3 separate regions of the Homo sapiens genome follow, and all the other regions are linked to region 1. A link is a contact called in ENCODE Hi-C or POLR2A ChIA-PET data. All regions are on one chromosome and are shown on one strand. The core of a region is the stretch at or near the end of the contact, and the rest is flanking DNA. Distances in the headings are between cores, read along the strand shown.

Region 1 (3,761 bases), core at 155-2,654:
TTGCATGTGCCCCAAGGGTTTGGAAGGTTGGAGAACTAACAAAAAGCAAAGAGCCATCCTGTGTCGTTTCGGCAGGTCTGTGTTCTGTTAAAATATGGAAGAATTAAGAGAAGAACGAAGAAATAAGGGCAGAAACTCCACTGGGGAGTACTTGTCTAACCCTGAAAAAGTTCAAGGCTGTTGTTCAAGGTCTGAATTTTTCCCTTGAGATTTGCTTGTAGTCCTTAAAGTCATCTTCAGACATCTGATCAAGGCAGCATCCGCGGAAAATTATAAGGTGGGTGGCTGCACTGGAGCCTGTCCTGGCTCAGGGGCGCCGGTGAAGAGTGATTTTTTTCCCTTGGCCTTGGGGGATCAGAGGGGGTGCCCTCTGCTATGCAGGAAGCCCTCCTTGCCCGCTAGATAGTTCTCATTCCTCAGGAGATACTCTGTGAGGGGCCGGCGTGTTTTCTCCATCTTGGCACTTACCCTCAGACCCTCCTAAGTACCCGGGAGGGCCGTGTTTTTCATCGGAGGTTGAAATGGAACCTCCCCCTGGGTGCCCGGGGAGAGTACCTTGGGGGCAGCGCCCCTCCTTCCGGAGGGCAGCATCCCCGCGGGGGCGGGGGCTCGGCTTTGATCCCAGGGCACCTTTTGTCCCTGGAGACGCTCTGCCAGCCAGGTACGTGGAGGGAGTGCAGCCCGCCCTCCCGGGCGACGCGCGGGGCTGGGGCGGGCCGGCGGCTCCGGGGAGTGGCGGCCGGGAGCCCGCGAACGCGGGTGGGCGCCGTCGCCTCACTAACCGGGCGCCTCCGGGAAGTCCGGGCGGGGTCCGCCGCTCACACATAGGATTAGCGTCCTCTAAACTCCATCCCTGGGAAAAGCCGCCGCACTTCTCACCCAAACTCGCGGAGCCGAGGGGCTGGGCAGGGGTTGGGCGGGCGCGGGGGCCGGCGAGGCGGATCCGGGAACGGGTGGACCCGGGCGGCCAAGCCCCTTCAGCGCCGGCCCAACCGCCCCGGCCCGGGCCAGTCCAGCGGGGCGGGGGCCGGCGACACAAAGGCGGCGGCGGGTCCTCCGGGCCTCCGGCCTCGGGCAGTCGCAGGGCGCCCCGGGCCGCCGGACCTCCCCTCGCGTTGCGGCCCGTCAGCCGGCGCCGCCCGTCGCCCGCCCTCAGCCGTCCGGCGAGGCGCGGCTTCCTCCGCCGGCGCGGGGTCCCCTGGTTAACCCCTGCCCGGCAGCGCGGCCGCTGATTGGAGAAGGCGGGGCGCCGGGGCAGCGGGGACCCCCCCCCACCTTCCTCGTCCCCTCCCCCTGCTCCCCCACTGTCGGCGCTTCCCCCACCCCCCCAGGACCCCCCCCGCCTCCCAGCCGTGCAAATCTCGCGAGGAAACACGCGGTTTCACTAGTGTGTTTACACCGATCACTACTAATCCGGACCGAACCGATCCGGATTAAGGGGCCGGAGGCGGGTCCTGGGCACCAGCGGTTCCGACCCCCCCGCCCTCCGCGCCGCACCCGAGTGGCCCCCAGCCGAGCGGGCCCCCACCTCCTGGCCCGGCCTGGGCCCTCCTGCGCCTCCCTTGGCCTTTGTCCGGCGCCAGGAGGCCGGTCCCGCGCCCCCCGCGGCCGCCCGGGCCCGGGCCCGCGTCGGGCGCCTGGCTCTGTACGCGAGCCCGGGGATCTGCGGCCTTCGTGCCCCCCCTCCCCCGCCCGCCCTCTCGTGGAGCCCGGCGCCGGCGGCGGCTGCCCGGGCGGGGGGTTGCGGCGCTCAGGAGAGGCCCCGGCTCCGCCCCGGGCCTGCCCAGGGGGAGAGCGGAGCGGTCCGCAGCCGGGTCGGGTCGGGGCCCCTCCCGGGAGGAGCGTGGAGCGGCGGCGGCGGCGGCGGCAGGTGAGAGGCTGAGCCCCGGGCGGGGGAGGACTCCAGGCCTGGGGCATTAACCGTCCTGGGGACCCCTTTGGCCTGAGGAGCCTGCGACCTGGGCCCAGCTCGGGGCCGGCTCCGGACCGCAGCTCCTGGGCGCTGAGGCGGGAGGGGCTCCCTGAGGGCTGCGGGTCGCTGAGGGGCCGGGCAGAAGATGGGGGAGGCCCAGGCGGCCCCGGCCTGGGATTGGGGCCGGCGGCCGGAGGAGAGACGGGGGCCCCCAGGCAGCTGGAGGCCTCGGCAGCCTCCCGGGCGCCCCCGAGAGCCGGCCCTCCCTTCCTCCGTGACAGGTGGGCCTGGAGTTGGGGAAAGTTTGGAGCCGGCGAGGGGCGCCGGGACCAGGCCCCATCGCTCCTGCTTCCCGGCTGTGGGCTGCAGGGAGGATCCCAGTCCAAGGCCCCGCTGGAATTAGACGGAGTGGCTATTTCCTTAACATGAGTTGACATTAAACGGAATAACCGCCGGGGCGTCATTTTCCGGGCCGGGCCTGGGGATGGAGGTTTGGGAAGTGTTGCGAGAGACCTTGGGGTTTGGGAGAGACTGCAACCTTTGCCATTCCGACCTCGATTAGGGCAGGGCAAGACGCGAGGAAGGCCACGGGGGAAACTCATTCTCCCAGTCTCTTTTTTTTCCTTCTTTTTCTTTTTGTAAAGATGCATTTCAACCTTTCTGAGAATTTCCTAATTCTCTCTCTAACCTGCACTTGCATGTGTGGGTGAAACTTTAATTTGTCACCTTTTCATTCCCCTTTGCCCCAGGCTCTCAATCCAGGAAGGGAAATGAAACTGAAGGACTTGTAAGGGGGTTGTTACTGGAGATTGTAGAGTTGTTGGATTGCAGAGGAGAATGTTCGATTCATCTTTTCAGTAACTTTAAAATCACACCAACCATTCCAACTACTTAATAATGTGTTCGAAGGGGTTCTATGTAATATGTTTCTTTTCCACTGTTAATATTAAAGAGAGGTTTTAAATGGGTCGTGTAGGAGTTGGTCTCTTGCAAAGGATGAACATATTTGCTGAAAGTAGCCTGTGCATTAATTGGTTATGGAAGTTTAAAAATGGTGTCCTCCTGCCCCTCCCTGCTTGGAAGAAGGGCTAAAAGCAGATGTCCAGAATCAAGAGAAAACTACTGCAGGGAGTGGTCAGAAAAAGATTTTTTAAAGGGATTGTTATGGAGCTATATTAATTTACTGAGTGAATGGAGGTGGATGGTTTTACCGTGGGCTCTCTATTAAATTTAAAATAATTCCTTTTCTCATGAGCTACTGTGAGCTCTTCAGAGACAGGAGCTGTATAATAGTGATTTTGCAGTTATTTGTAGCTTCTGATTCATCCTATATTCTTTTGAAATTATTGTCAATGATTCATATTTTTAGTTTAAGGACTACTTCCTGAGTGGGAAATAAATATCTGAAGATACTTAGCTAGATTAAGGCTGATAGAAGGAATTTTCTTTTTGCAGGCTAGTTCTTGTTTTGTTCTTTCCCCTGTGCTCAACTTTTACAGAAATTATATGAAGGGTTTGAGGGGTTTATTTTTGCTGTTAAAATCAAATCAGAACTAGGGAAGAAAAAGTGGCTGTCATAGAAGAGGACTTCTGAGCTGCTTTAAAACTTTTCAATATATTACTGTTTGATGCAGCACATAGTAGTCTACCACTTGTATGCTATATTTACTTGAGATTTACCTGCATTTGATCTTTCAGTGAAATAATTACTGTGAGTTTTGTTCTACAGAAAATTGCCTCCTCACATTTTAGTGTTTATGGTTTCACAGCCTACTTTTTCTTTTTCAGCAGAAATGATGGAAGAATTGCATAGCCTGGACCCACGACGGCAGGAATTATTGGAGGCCAG
Region 2 (3,783 bases), core at 66-2,565, 1.2 Mb after region 1:
GTGACAGTGCTTGCAGCAGAAGCAAGAGTTGTGGAAAATGAGCTTGTCGGCCACCAGCCGCTCCATGGGGTACACGGTCTTCTGGCAGGCGGCGCAGGTCTCCTTCACCTGGGCCCGCAGGCTGAAGGACTGTGCGGGAAGCTCAGCCAGGTGCTGCCCCAGTGCTCATCCCGCTCCCTCACACCCCTCCTCCCGCACACCCGGCCCCAGGCCCCTACCTTGGAGCGCTGCACCGTGCTGCTGCCGCCGCCTTTGGCGTCCTGAGGGAGAGGGGCGGTCAGGGCAGGGGCAGCTCCGGGAGGCCCTGGATCAGGGCTGCAGCCATCAGCCCAAGGCCCAGGGGCGCGCCGCAGGGCACAAAGGGGGCCGGCAAACTCTGATGCCTCTCCCCTTCACCCCAGGCCAGGCTCCTGTCCGGGGGGCCCTCCCACCCAGCCGGGCACTTACATGAGAGGGGGTGGCCTGGGCGGCTCCTGCAGCCTGGAACATGGCTCGTTGGAGGTGGAAGCCTCGGGTGGAGAAGCGGCACCCGCTGGGTTCTGCAAGGGGAAGTCAGTCGGGAGGGCCCCGCCAGCCCGGCCCCAGCCTGCAGGGTGGGGGGTGTTGACAGGCAGGGGCTGGGGGGATTGCGGTTGGGACTTTCCCTAAGTCATTTCCTGTTGCTCTTGGTCTTGCCACTTCCGCCCCTCACCCACCTCCCCCACCCCTGCTCCCCAGGGGCCGGGGTCCCGAGTGGCACCGTCCCTCGGAAGAACAAAGTTAGCGGGAGCGGAGGGGCCGGGGGCTCCCGCGCAGCCGCCGTGTGCGTCCCGCGGGCTGGGACCGCTTGGGGTGAGGGGAGGTCGGGGCCGGCGGGGCCGCGATGAGAAGCCGCTGCCCCGACCTGACCCCGGCCCTCGCTGCCCTGCGCCGCGCCCGGGCGTCCAGGCCTAGGCTGCGCAGCCCCTGGACAGCGCCCGAGGTCCCCGCCCGCCCCGCCCCTCGGCCCCCGACCTGGCCCCGCGAGGACCGGACCCCAGACCCCGACGCCGCGAGCCCCGCCAGCGGGTCTCGGCTCCGCCCAGCCGGGGGCCGGCCCTGAAACGAGGACTCGAGCCTGTGCGCCCCGGGCGAGAGCGGCTCGCAGACTCGCCGGGACCCCACGGGCGGCCCTCACCCCACACCCCTCGGCGCCTCTCCCGGTTCCGGAGCCGGACGCGGCCCCTCCCCCCGCGGCTCTCACCAGGCCCGGCCTGGGCCGCGGGGCGGGATCGGTCTCCGGGGGCGCACGGGTACGAGGAGGGCGCGGGCGCGAGCTGCTGCCGCTACCAGTGGTCCCCGAGCCACCGCCGCCGCCACCGCCTTATCGCTGCACCGCCCCCGCCGGCCCCCGCCCCGCGCCCGCCCATTGGCTCCGCCGCGCCCGGAGCCGCCTTCGGGGCCCCGGCGCCGCCGCCGACCCCCCTCCGCGCTTTGTCTTCCCCTCGCCGCCGTCCCCGCCTTTGTCTGTCCCCCGCCCCGGCTCCGCGCTCCCGGCTCCGCAGCGCCCCGCGGGCCTCGCGCTCGCAGGCCTCGGGTACCGGCCGCGCCGTCTGCCCATCCCGACGGCGGCCCGGCGTGGGGAAGCAACGGTGGCAGGGACAGGATGGAAGGGCCGCGCTCCGCATCCTACTGGGAGGGGACGAGTTCAGGCTGCGGCGGCTGCGGTCGCGGGACACTGGGCGCTCCCGGCCTGGCTCCGGGATAACCGGGCGGGGCCTGGGCCATTCACTGCCTCGGTTTCCCCCGGTTGGCCTCGCGCGTAGGCGCCGGCGCCCCCATCCCCGCCCAGAGCTGTGGGGCCGCAGAGACCCAGCCGGGGCGACCCCGGAGCCTGGCCCGGGGTCCCTCGGGCGGCCGAGTCCTCCCGCCGCCAGGGGCCGCCCCCGCCCCTTTGCGGCCCACGAGGCTGGCGGCGGCGTCCGGGCACGCGGTCTCCAGGCCCGGCCGCGAGGCTGCGGGGAGGAGCCTGCACGAGGGCCCGGCAGCCCCGGCAGCCCCCCCAGCCCTCGGCGCCTCTGCAACCCTGCGACGGGCTGGGGAGGCCGGTATGCGTGGTTCCCGGAGCACCCGTCCCCCGAGGCTCCACGTACTCAAGCGTTTCTGGGGCGGAATTCTGTGGGCAGCAACGGGGGCCCCCTCTCCAACAAGCGCACCTCATTTCTCACGTGGGAGCCGCGGCCCAGAGAGCTGAGGTGACAGAGCTTGGGCCGCAGAGCTGCTCCCTCCCTGCAGCCGCACAGCAGGCCGGAGGCACAGCCGGCGAGAGACGGCCACTCGCTTTGGAGCGGCGGCGAGGCCGGCGCCTTCCCGGGCACCAGGGACTGCGTGGCTTGGCCGGAAATCAGGCTAGAAGCAGCTCCGGGAAGCACAGCCCTTAGCCCAGCGCCTTCCCACACTGTGGCAGGAATAGCACTGGCGGCCCACGCGCTTGTCAGGGAACAGAACAGCTCTCGCCCGACGCCTGGCAGGGGAGCAGGGAGGCTGCAGCTTCCCCAGCGACCAGCTGTTTCCCAGGCTGGCGGACTCCACGGACCGGCTCCGCGTCTCCTCTCCAGCCTTCTGTTCTCTCTAGAGGAAGATCTGCGTTTTGTCTGCACTGTGGGCCGACTCTCTAGTGGGGAGCGTCAGACCCTCTAAAGTGGCTGCCTCTCGGGAAAGCTTCCACACCTGTCATCAGATTCTCCAAAGGGGCTGTTTGATGCAAGAAACGGGAAGCCCCGGGGGTACTAGGAGCAGGGCTTGCTGCCATTGGGCATGGTGAGGCCCCGGCACCCTGCCCAGGACGGGCCTGTGGGCTGAGCTGCAGATGGGCATTGAGGATGCCCCAACAGCAAGGTGCAGAAGGCATCCAGAAGCAAAGGAAACTGATGACCAGCGTCAAAAACAAACAAAAAAAGGGAACTTGGCTCGGCGGTGGCTCACGCCTGTAGTCCCAGCACTTTGGGAGGCAGAGACAGGTGGATCACGAGGTCAGAAGTCCAAGACCAGCCTGGCCAACATGGTGAAATCCCGTCTCTACTAAAAATACAAAAATTATCCAGGCGTGGTGGTGTGTGCCTGTAATCCTAGCTACTCGGGAGGCTGAGGCAGAAGAATCGCTTGAACCCGGGAGGTGGAGCCTACAGTGAGTCAACATGAAGCCAGTGCACGCCAGCCTGGGCGACAGACTCTGTGTTTGTGTGTGTGTGGGGGGGGGAGGGCGGGGCGAGGCGAAGGGAACTTGAGGTTTAAAGCAGGGGGAGGAGGGCCGGAAATGCTCCCCGCCGCCCCCGACACTCACTCGCCCCAGGCCCCATCCTAGCCCAGGGTCAGTGTCATTCCCTTCACCTTAGCCTCTCACTGCCCAAAGAGGCTTACTTTTCTTCTTTAAACTGCTGTTAAAATTTGGGAGGAAACGGAAAGCAAGGGCACCTGATGGTTCAGTGCAGCTTCAGGTTAGAGGGGCATTTGAGGTGCCTGAGCTGGGGGAGGGCCTTCCCCCTGAGGGACTGGGAGAAGGGTAAGCCATGTGCCCTGGAAGCACTGCAGGGAGCCTCAGATTTGCACCCCCTGGCTCACACTCGCTGGCGCCAGCCAGCATGGCAGGGATGGGCGGGGCTGGTTCTTAGGTTTCCTGCTCTTTGGGTGCTAGCACCCAGGGTAAGGAGACACCCATGTCCGGTTGCAAGACAAACCCTTCTACCTCCTTTCCTGCCAAAGGCCACCAGCATCCTCTGCCTCAATCTCAATCTTTGGAACTTTTTAGCTCCAAAGTGGTTTGAT
Region 3 (3,946 bases), core at 512-3,011, 1.3 Mb after region 1:
CTTTGGGAGGCCGAGGTGGGTGGATCATTTGAGGTCAGGAGTTCGAGACCAGCTTGGCCAAAATAGTGAAACCCCACCTCTACTAAAAATACAAAAATTAGCCGGGCGTGGTGGCAGGCACCTGTAATCCCAGCTACTCGGGACGCTGAGGCAGGAGAATCGCTTGAACCCGAGAGATGGAGGTTGTAGTGAGCCAAGATTGCGCCACTGCACTCCAGCCTGGGCAACAGGGTGAGACTCTGTCTCAAAAAAATAGATAAATAATAAAATAAAATGTCAGCTCTACCATTTACCAGCAATATGACCTTAGCCTAATTACTTAAAATTCCCTGTTCTCCACATACAAAAAAGGGATACCATTTGCTACTTGCCTCTTAGGGCTGCAGTGGGTATTACGGGAGATATGTACCAAGGGTTTTTTTTTTTTTTTTTTTTTGAGACGGAGTCTGACTCTGTCACCCAGGCTGGAGTGCAGTGGCACGATCTCGGCTCACTGCAAGCTCCGCCTCCCGGGTTCACGCCATTCTTCTGCCTCAGCCTCCCAAGTAGCTGGGACTACAGGCGCTCGCCACCACGCAGGGCTAATTTTTTGTATTTTTAGTAGAGACGGGGTTTCACTGTGTTAGCCAGGATGGTCTCGATCTCCTGACCTCGTGATCCACCCGTCTCGGCCTCCCAAAGTGCTGGGATTACAGACGTGGGCCACCGCGCCCAGCCTCCTTTTCAAATCCTACTCTTAAAACTTTTTTTTCATATAGAAGCAACTAAAAGTTAACACCGGAACAGTCAACTCGATTAACAGCCTGCCAAAAGATCCGATCATTTCAAATTGAATTTCCAATTAGAATATTCACACCATAGAAACACTTCTGAGATAACTCAGCACTATAATGGAGATCCTTCAAGGTTATTTAGGTTACAATCATCCAAGCCATTTTTACCTTGGTTTTCCCTCTTAGAAGTCTCCGCTGCACCTGTCAGTTCTCAAATGCACAAGTCCTTGCCAGACCACCCAGCCTCTATGACTCCTGAAGCAAGCAACACAGGACCAAGGAAAATTCACACAAGCGCTAACAAGTCTGGTTTGATTATTTTCTGCAAGCTCATCCAATAGTTCCTCAGCGACTGAGTCTAGACTTGAGGAAAGAGGACTGAGTGAGGCCATCATTCCTTGTTGTCATTTTAGATTAGGTCTTCCTGACAACGGCCAAAACGAGTATTCTGGAAATCATGCAGACTTTCCTCTGTCTCTTTATATGTGTTGGATACAAACACGTTTCATTTTAGAAACCTCCAGAAGAGACTGGCCACAGAGGTTTTTGCTTCTATTAAACCCCTTTGCCTAGTTTCTCCCCACCCAAGAGAATCAATACATCCTAATGTCATCCTCCGGCACACACTGTACATTTCCTCTAACTCTGCCCTTTTGGCTATCATTTGCTCACAGCTCCGTGGGAAAGTTCCCCCAAACCATTACAATTATCTCAACCGGACCGGGCTACAGGCCAAGCAACTCGGAGTCACCGCTCGGCCTGGCCCGGCCACGCCGACGAGCGCGTCCTGGCCCGCTCCTTACCTGTGGCCGAAGCCGAAACCCGGCCCAGCGCCCTGCGTCCGACACCCCTGCCCGGCCTGCCTCTCGGCCTGGCCGCCGCCTCCGCGATCGCAGCGGTTTTACTGCCCCGGATGCCTCTAGGACGCAGCCAGAACCGTAGCTCAGTCACGCCGCGCCTCTCTTCACGTAGCCTCCGCCGTCCGTTACGTAGAATGCGAGCGGCTCGTCAGCGCCTGCGCGCAGCCTGCGGGGCGGGACGCAACCCCGGGGAAAGCGCGAGACCTCCCTCTCTCCCGCCCGGCTGAGGCGAGGTGGGGCTTTTGGGAAAATTACATAATCCCCGCCCCTGGGCCGGAACTGCCCTCGCCTATCCCAATCCTCCTACCTAGGATTCCGTCAAGTTGACGTCACACGGAACCGGTGCTCCGGAAGCTAAAGGTGGCCATGCTGTGTGGGACCACGTGGCCAGAGGCAAGAGTGTCGCTCTAGTAGTATATGCAACAGTTTAAACTATAGGCATGTTCATGTAAATATGGTTTCTGTCCAACCCGTTTTCTCTTGGGATTTTTGGCTAGCCCCTTGACGCCACTTTTTCTTCATTCGCAGACCCACTTTCTAGATGGGTCATGAACACTGTCCACCCAACTGCAGTTTCCCGTCAGAGTATCTGAGGAGCCTGTGAGGCGTTCTGGAGCTTTAAGGTCAGGCGCCTTCCGGGAGCCGTAGCCCCGGCCCCGCCCTTCTGCCCGCGCGTTCCTCACTGCGCATGTCGCGTTTTTGTTCCCCTCCCCCCTTCAGCAACGGGCCGTGAGGCGGTGGCGGTGGTGGCGGTGGCGGCGGCGGTGGTGGTGGTGGCGGCGGCGGCGGCGAAGGGGGCGGAGAGGAAGGAGCGCGGCGGGACCGGGCCGGGACAGCGCGTACTTTGGGCTCCGGGATTCGCTCCGCGCCCGCGGTTGTAGCAGCTGCCGCTGCAGCCATAGCAGCAGGTTTGTGCGTGGGGTTTCTGGACGCAAGGCCGCCAGTCCTTGGGGGCACTGGAGGCAACTGCTGGGCCTAGCGAGGGCGGAGGAACCGCGGCCTCGCTTAACAAAGAGTCGGCAGAGCCTCGGGGCACCGGCGGCCGGGGTGCCGGGAAGGGGTGGGAGTGGGGGCTGAGGCCTCTAGGGTTCCTTCCTAGCCGCGTCGCCCTCCCACAGCTCCCGCTTCCCTCACAAGTCTTACCGAGGCCCAGTTGGCGGCTTTCCGGAGGCGGCGCCCCCTCGCCTAGGAAAAGGATTTGCAGGGTGCCCGGCTCCAGGGCAGGAATAGCGCGGGGAGAATTCTGACCCAAGGAGGCAGCGCTTGGGAGATGCAGGCCTCCGAATTTGGGGTCCTGAGAGGCAAAAGCTGCCAAATGAGAGGAGTGAAAAGATATAGGCGATGATCTTTGTGCAGCGTTGAGTAGGTCGATTATTAGCATCACTGTAGTCACACAAACTTTTTTGCGGCCTACTTGAGAGCGTATCTGATGTGAATAAATAATTTACATGGAATTGCAAACATATGCATCAAAAACAGGAGAAGCTGTCGAGAGTTTTGGGGAATTACATTCTCATCACTGAGAATTTCCCTCTTGCCCCCACTCCTATAGGCAGTTATCCAATTTCTTGTGGCTTCCCTGTGTTTTCTTTTTGTCAATGATGTTTCTATGTCTGTCCTCTCTCGTATACACACCCAGGACTTCCTCAAGCGCAGGGACTATGTCTTAAGGCGCTTTGCAGAGCCAAGCTCATTTCTGGCACATAAGAGGTGAGCAATGAGTGTTTCGTACAAAAATTAATGTTTATATTTTGACAGCTGGGAAAAGAAAATATATCTTCCTGTACCTGGAAGAAGCATTGTGTAGCCTAATGTGCAATTCGTTCATTCAAGGGGTATTTTTATTGGTGCCTATTCTCTAGCGCCGTTCTAGGTGATAGGGATAGGTGTTAGACCCCTGCCTTTGGGGAACTTAACTTTCTAGTAGCGGGAGGAGAGGCAAACAGATACATATATTATACTGAATGTTAGAAGATGATCAGTATCTTAGGGAAAAGAAAGCTGGAAAGGGGGTTGGGGAGGTGGTGGTGTTGGAATTTGCAATAAAGTGGTCAGGGAAGTCCATACAGACAAGCTGATATTTAAGCGGACTAGAAGGTGGAGTGAGAGCCTACGTTTATCTGGGGAAAGGAACGTTCCAAGCTAGAGAATAACAAACATAAAAGCCTTGAGGAGGACAAAGCTGGCCCGTTAAGAGTGTGAAGACCAACGCGTTTGGAGCACTGTGAGCTGAGGGAGTATTAGGAGATAAGGTCAGGGAAGAATTGGGGGAAGGGAGTGAGCGGAACAACCAAAGCCTTTTAGGCTGTTACT

The links. A loop is a pair of places that touch in the nucleus more often than their neighbours do. ChIA-PET counts read pairs that join two places held with the same protein, here RNA polymerase II (POLR2A). Pooled maps may share reads with other maps.
Region 2: a pooled map shows a loop between it and region 1 (20-fold over the local background). The contact joins the promoter of LIMD2 here to the promoter of TLK2 in region 1. A Hi-C loop is called at or near these places in 5 of 50 pooled maps. POLR2A ChIA-PET finds 5 or more read pairs at or near these places in 2 of 52 experiments (AG04450 and GM10248).
Region 3: a map with no recorded cell type shows a loop between it and region 1 (12-fold over the local background). The contact joins the promoter of CCDC47 here to the promoter of TLK2 in region 1. A Hi-C loop is called at or near these places in 1 of 37 single-sample maps with no recorded cell type and 4 of 50 pooled maps. POLR2A ChIA-PET finds 5 or more read pairs at or near these places in 1 of 52 experiments (B cell).

What each region holds. Positions count from the first base shown.
Region 1 is chr17:62,477,421-62,481,181 of GRCh38, forward strand. TLK2 (tousled like kinase 2) reads left to right here and starts at 1,405. Exons shown (of 22, transcript NM_006852.6): 1 at 1,405-1,870; 2 at 3,701-3,761. The coding sequence starts at 3,706. RefSeq lists silencers at 510-559, 670-809, 990-1,289, 1,780-2,169.
Region 2 is chr17:63,698,810-63,702,592 of GRCh38, forward strand. LIMD2 (LIM domain containing 2) reads right to left here and starts at 1,316. Exons shown (of 5, transcript NM_030576.4): 1 at 1,223-1,316; 2 at 448-539; 3 at 219-260; 4 at 1-129. The coding sequence starts at 489. It overlaps LOC729683 (a long non-coding RNA gene), which reads left to right and starts at 1,529. Exons shown (of 1, transcript NR_046273.1): 1 at 1,529-3,783. RefSeq lists silencers at 195-424, 515-974, 1,065-2,024, 3,215-3,294 and enhancers at 1,729-2,314, 2,315-2,899, 2,695-2,794.
Region 3 is chr17:63,771,836-63,775,781 of GRCh38, forward strand. It overlaps CCDC47 (coiled-coil domain containing 47), which reads right to left and starts at 1,762. Exons shown (of 13, transcript NM_020198.3): 1 at 1,577-1,762. DDX42 (DEAD-box helicase 42) reads left to right here and starts at 2,335. Exons shown (of 18, transcript NM_203499.3): 1 at 2,335-2,541. RefSeq lists enhancers at 1,637-2,221, 1,934-2,243 and a silencer at 2,374-2,663.